Linked DNA regions of Homo sapiens: region 1 is linked to region 2. A link is a loop called in an ENCODE intact Hi-C map of the cell type or tissue named here. Cell type or tissue: K562. All regions are shown on one strand. Links, peaks and the distances in the headings refer to the core of each region. The heading gives the core; the rest is flanking DNA. Region 1 has its middle 120 kb from the start of ELOVL6. Region 2 overlaps LINC02945 (long intergenic non-protein coding RNA 2945).

Region 1 (2,921 bases), core at 249-2,748, 1.7 Mb after region 2:
ACCCAATTTGTGTTTCAAAACTCACTCCTCCCACAGTCTTCCCCGTCATTCCAGTTAATTGGGGGCAAAAGATTTCAAATCTTTCTTGACACCTCTCTTATCCCCACATCTAATATCCAATCCATCAGAAAAAAAAAAAAATCTGTCAACTCTAATGTCAAAATAAATAGCCAGAATCCAGCTACTTCCTGATACCTCCATTGTTATTTCCATTAATACCTGGTTTGAGCCACTCTGGGCTTTTGTCTGGACTGCTGTAATAGCCCCTTCTCTAGCTTCCCAACTTCTATGTTTGACCCTCTAAAGTCTACTATTCTTATCACAGGACTGCATGATCTTTTAAAAACATAAACCAGGCCAGACACGGTGGCTCATGCCTGTAATCCCAGCACTTTGGGAGGCCGAGGCAGGTGGATCACCTGAATTCAGGAGTTCAAAACCAGCCTGGCCAAACTGGTGAAACCCCATCTCTACTAAAAATATAAAAATTACCTTGGCATGGTGGCGGATGCCTGTAATCCCAGCTACTCGGGAGGCCGAGGCAGGAGAATCACTTGAACCCGAGAGGCGGATGTTGTAGTCAACCGAGATCATGTCATTGCACTCCAGCCTAGGCAACAGAGTGAGACTCCATCTCAAAAAAAAAAGAAGAAAAAAGCCATAAATCAGATTTTATTACTCCTTTGTTCAAGACTTGACAATGGCACTCGATTTCTTAGAATAGTTTGCAAAGCCTCCAGGATCTGCCCGCTATTTCACCTCTCTGACCTCATCTTCTCCTGCTCCCCTTCTCATTCACTCCACTGCAGCCACATTGACCATCTTGTTGAGTTCTCTAAACAAACCAAACATGCTCCCAAACTGAGGTCTTTGTAAAGTCTAGTCCCTCTGCAGGAACTCCTCTTTCCCTGGATATTTACCTAGCTAACTCCCTTACATCCTTTATATTTTTGTTGAAATGTCATCTCCTCAATGAATAAAATACCTTATACAAAATCAAACCCTCCCCACTGCCCAGGATGCCTGAGCCCCCTTACCATGCCCTGCCTTTATTTTTCCAAAGTGTCACTTACCCCCTTCTAACACACTGTACTATTTTCTTATTTATTATTTTTATTGTCTTTCTCTCCCTGATGCAATAGAAGCTCCACAAATACAGGGATCTTTGTCTTTTTTGTTCATGGATGTACACCAAGCAACCATAACTGTGCTGGATACATGTGAGCACTCAATTATTTTTTAGTGAACTGAATTAATTAAATGCCAAACAAGAATAAGCTTTCCAGGCATGGTAGGAAAACACCCACACAATAACTTCTAACACATTTTCCCATTTTAATCTACTTCAGTACTTTAATTTTTCTATGCTTCAAGCTGGTGTGCAGTGGCAGGATCTTGGCTCACTGCAACCTCCGCTTCCTGAGTTCAAGCTATTCTCGTGCCTCAGCCTCCTGAGTAGCTGGGATTACAGGCGCGCACTACTACGTCCGGCTAATTTTTCTATTTTTAGTAAAGACGGGGTTTCACCATGTTGGCCAGGCTGGTCTCGAACTCCTGACCTCAAGTGATCCACCCGCTTAAGCCTCCCAAAGTGCTGGGATTACAGGCATAAGCCACTGCGTTAGTTCTTTTTTATGAAAATAAAATACTAGGATAAAATATTCCTTCATTTAAAAGTTTTAACTCTGGGTCACCTGTCCAAGTTCCGATGCTAAAAAAGGAGACTGATGCCGCTGCCTTTCAGTGGTTTCCAAGGTGGTTGCTTGCACAATGGCTAAGTCAAGATGGAATAGCGCCATCTGCTGTCAGCCCTCTGATCTCAATGGAATTACTGATTTGGGCTGTTAGCTTCTTGAACTTTGTTATAATTCCCATGTTATCACACAAAAATTTTTTCTTTTTTTTTTTTTTTTGAGACAGAGTCTCGCTCTGTCACCCAGGCTGGAGTGCAGTGGCGCGATCTCGGCTCACTGCAACCTCCGCCTCCCAGGTTCAAGCGATTCTCCTGCCTCAGCCTCCAGACTAGCTGGGACTACAGGCACCTGCCACCAGGCCTGGCTAATTTTTTGTATTTTTAGTAGAGACGGGGTTTCACCGTGTTAGGCAGGATGGTCTCGATCTCCTGACCTCGTGATCTGCCTACCTCGGCCTTCCAAAGTGCTGGGATTACAGGTGTGAGCCACCGCACCCGGCCCTACTTTTTTCTTTTTGAGTCAGTGTCTCACTCTGTCGCCGAGACTGGAGTGCAGCAGCGTGATCATGGTTCATGGCAGCCTCGATCTCCTGCCGATCCTCCCACCTCAGCCTACCAAGTAGCTGAGACCACAGGGACACCATCACCATACTTGGCAATTTTTATTTTTTTGTAGAAATGAGGTCTTGCCATGTTGCCCAGGTTGGTCTTGAACACCTAACCTCAAACAGTTCTCCTGCCTGGGCCTCCGTAAGTGCTGGGATTACAGGCATGAGTCACTGAGCCTAGCTGCACACAAAATTTTTTAATCTGGCAATCTCAATTTTGTCTTTCTGTCTTTCCTCCTCCTCCTCCTCCTCCTTCTCTTCATCTTCTTCTTCTTCCTCTTCCTCTTCTTCTCTTTTTTCTTTCTTCTTCTTCTCCTTATCCTTCTTGCAAATTACATTACTACACTCACCTTTACAGTGATTTCAAGATTTCAACTGCTTTAGAGAAGTGAAATGACACAGTTAAGCAGTGGAAATACTTGGGCATGAATTACAATTCTCTGGCCTGGAATGCACCTCCTAGCAGGTTCACGTTAGTCAGTGGAGTGTTTCAAGATAATTCAAGTTATGAATGACTAAACGAGACGGACATTAGATCAAAGGGCCCCCAATGTTGCCAAGCACAAATGGTTTATTTTTCTTGAAAATGTCCTTGTGAATTTAGACAAAATTTTGTCTCC
Region 2 (2,921 bases), core at 210-2,709:
TTGACTTCTGCTGTGCATTGGCCAGGGTGATAATTATATCATTTAATCAACATACTTAGTAATGTTTATTAAATATAAAAATATCCATATCAATGAACTTGATATGACCTATTTTGTTATTAATGTAACACAGATAGTATAATTGCATGCACATTTATTGAATGTTTCTTGTGTAGCACTGCAGATCCGCTTGGCCACATCTTTCATTTCAGCCATTGCTGCAGACAACAGTTATGAACAGATTTTTGTTTTTTTTTTTTTGAGACAGCATCTCCCTTTGTTGCCCAGGCTGGAGTGCAGCAGTGTGATCTTGGCTGGCTGCAACCTCTGCCTCCCAGGTTCAAGCAATTCTCCTGCCTCAGCCTCCCGAGAAGCTGGGATTACAGGCATGCACTACCATGCCCAGCTAATGTTTATATTTTTAGTAGTGACCGGGTTTCACCATGTTGGCCAGGCTGGTCTCGAACTCTGGACCTCAGGTCATCTGCCCGCCTTGGCCTCCCAAAGCGCTGGGTTTACAGGCATGAGCCACTGTGCCCGGCCTGTGCACAGATTTTGACCTGTTTTATGTAGGTACAACTGGAAGTGCCTTGCCTCAGTCCATATAAAGCTTCTCTGACACCAGAAGCCTTGGATTCTTGAACACATATGAACAGCCTCCCTGTGTGGGTGAGTTTATGACCCATGGGACAGACCTTGACCAATATGGCATAAAAATGGACAGGAAATGCTCCACCCTTGCATCCTTCCAGAGAGTGATTTGGAGATACGGTACAGTCCATAAGTTTTCTCAGAAGGTCCTGTAGATCCAGGAATCAGTTGCATCCAGGAGTGGCCAATTCTATATTGCATCGTTGTATTGGCTGCCCCTCCTTCTGTATCCATTCTTGTCTCTCCTGCCCCTTCCTGTCCCCCACTCCTGTGATTATAGCTTTCATAAACCATGGATGCATCAGTCTCTGTCTCGGGCTGTTATTTTGGTGTTTCTTAGACTAAAAAACTCATTAGAAAAAGAGTTTAAAAATTATTTCTGATCATTTGTATATTGTGGTTTCCACGAACTATTTATTTTAGCTTAAACCACAGAAAATCTACTAGAAACAGACCTTTGGAATTTTAAAAAAAATCTGCTGAAGACAACTATACTCTGTTCATTTTTAGTTATTTTGCTTTAAAAATTGACTTCCAATCTTCTATTTCTTCCTTTAATAACATTAAATATTTCTTCTTTAGAAAAGAAATCCCATTAACTCAGCAAAAAGGTGCAGGGAATTGACTTGTATGTCAGTTGTTTCACTTTAATTTGAGATAATATAAAGTTATTACTCATTTACTTAGACTGTCATTTAAAATGTAAAGTTGATTTAATCATTGATATCGAATTGTTGTTACTCTTACAGAAGTAAAACACAAAGAATCAAATCCTATGATGCATTCACATACTCACCTCAGAATAAACCAAGGCTTTGGTGTAAATTCATTATGATAAATATTTTAAAATATCTAAGTAATGTAGGAAGGATAAACCAACAATTCACGTAATAGTCGTAAACTTTGAAGCACTGTATTTACCGACAATTTCATTTTCTATGTGAGATTTTCAATATGCTTCTAAATTAGAAATCCTGTGTGCTTTATGGATAAAGAATAGCTTCCCTAAATTTTGGCCACTAGATGTCATGGCAGCTCCATATAAGAAGCCTAGAATGGGGGAGGGTTTGACTACCAAATAGTTTGTTTTCAGACTTCGGCTGCTCTGTTGCACAGAAGTGTATCATTCTGCAGTTTATAAAACCAGCCATTTTACAAAATTAAGGACTACCTCCAGCCAGTGTAAAAATCCAACTAATTTTGGATTTTTTATGTGGCGATGTATATGTTGATAAAGAAAATGGTTGAGAACAATTTAAAACAAATTCTGCTTTTTGACAATGTTGTCATTGCTTTGTACTTACTCTTAACTCCTTTATAACAAATACAACCAACCAACCAAACAACTCAGGGAGCATTGAGAATGAAAGCAAAAGAAAGGTTCTAAAAACCAGCTGGTTTTACATTTTGCCATTAGCTGATAAGATATACCAGCTAATGAGCAAATAAAGAGAATTTATAGCACTTAAATAGCTGAAAAGAAATCATGATCTTCTTATTAGATGATGAACTTATTTTATATTGAAAAAATGTGGTGAATAACTGGGCATAGCTCTTTGGCAATCCATACATGATTGCAAAGGCAAGATGGGGTAAGGTGGTGGTTAAGAACATAGGCTTTGGAGTCCCAAAGCCTAAGGTTTGAGATGTGGATTTTCCCCTACTTGTTATATGATGTTTTATTGCTTCATCTATAAAGAAGAATAGTTGATAATACTTATCCTGAAGGGTTGTTTTAAGGCTCAAATAGGTTTGTGAATATAAAGTTCTTAGCACAGTGTCCTCAGCATTGTAAGCAATCAATAAATAGCTACTCTCATTATAAAGATGAAATTTCATATCAAACACTTTAAAATGAAAAGCCCAATACTTCAAAATGCAAAAAGAGAATAAGCTTTAATCATTTTTCTAGCAAAATATAGTTCTGAAATAGAGGATAGCATAAATAGCCCTCCTAAAGTAAAGCCATCATGGACTTGAGACTGCGTCCATGGAAAGGAGTTGCTTATTGCAGTGATCATTACTAATATCTACAATGTTAAGTCCCCCATTTTTATTATTATGGTTTCTTATAGTGATAACAGTGTCCAGAAAGGCTGCTGATTTCTGATTTCCTACGTTCCACCTGAAGGTTGGCAGTCTCAGTCAGATGGCCCTCGTTGTACTGGGTCCACCTGTTTCCTCTCACTCTGACAGTTTAGCATTTAATGTAGAAAGGGCAGCAGGGCACAATCCCAAGACCATGCCTCACATTCCAGAGGGTCTGAACC

The links. Peaks named below come from ENCODE experiments on the same cell type or tissue, not always from the same donor. Only the 100,000 strongest peaks of a DNase experiment are listed, where the experiment ranks them.
Region 1: a loop joins it to region 2, with 19 times the contacts of the local background. A loop is called at or near these places in 2 of 110 quality-filtered maps.

Annotation. Positions count from the first base shown.
Region 1 is chr4:110,314,532-110,317,452 of GRCh38, reverse strand. No RefSeq gene overlaps it. Among named protein-coding and RNA genes, the nearest start is that of ELOVL6, 120 kb to the right of the region's middle. RefSeq lists a silencer at 1,666-1,960. In K562, for the core only: a CTCF peak has its summit at 1,800 (motif pointing left); a DNase peak (open chromatin) is centred at 1,772.
Region 2 is chr4:112,030,672-112,033,592 of GRCh38, reverse strand. The region is part of intron 1 of LINC02945 (long intergenic non-protein coding RNA 2945); the gene reads left to right. Among named protein-coding and RNA genes, the nearest start is that of LINC02945, 80 kb to the left of the region's middle. In K562, for the core only: a CTCF peak has its summit at 1,679 (motif pointing right); a DNase peak (open chromatin) is centred at 1,712.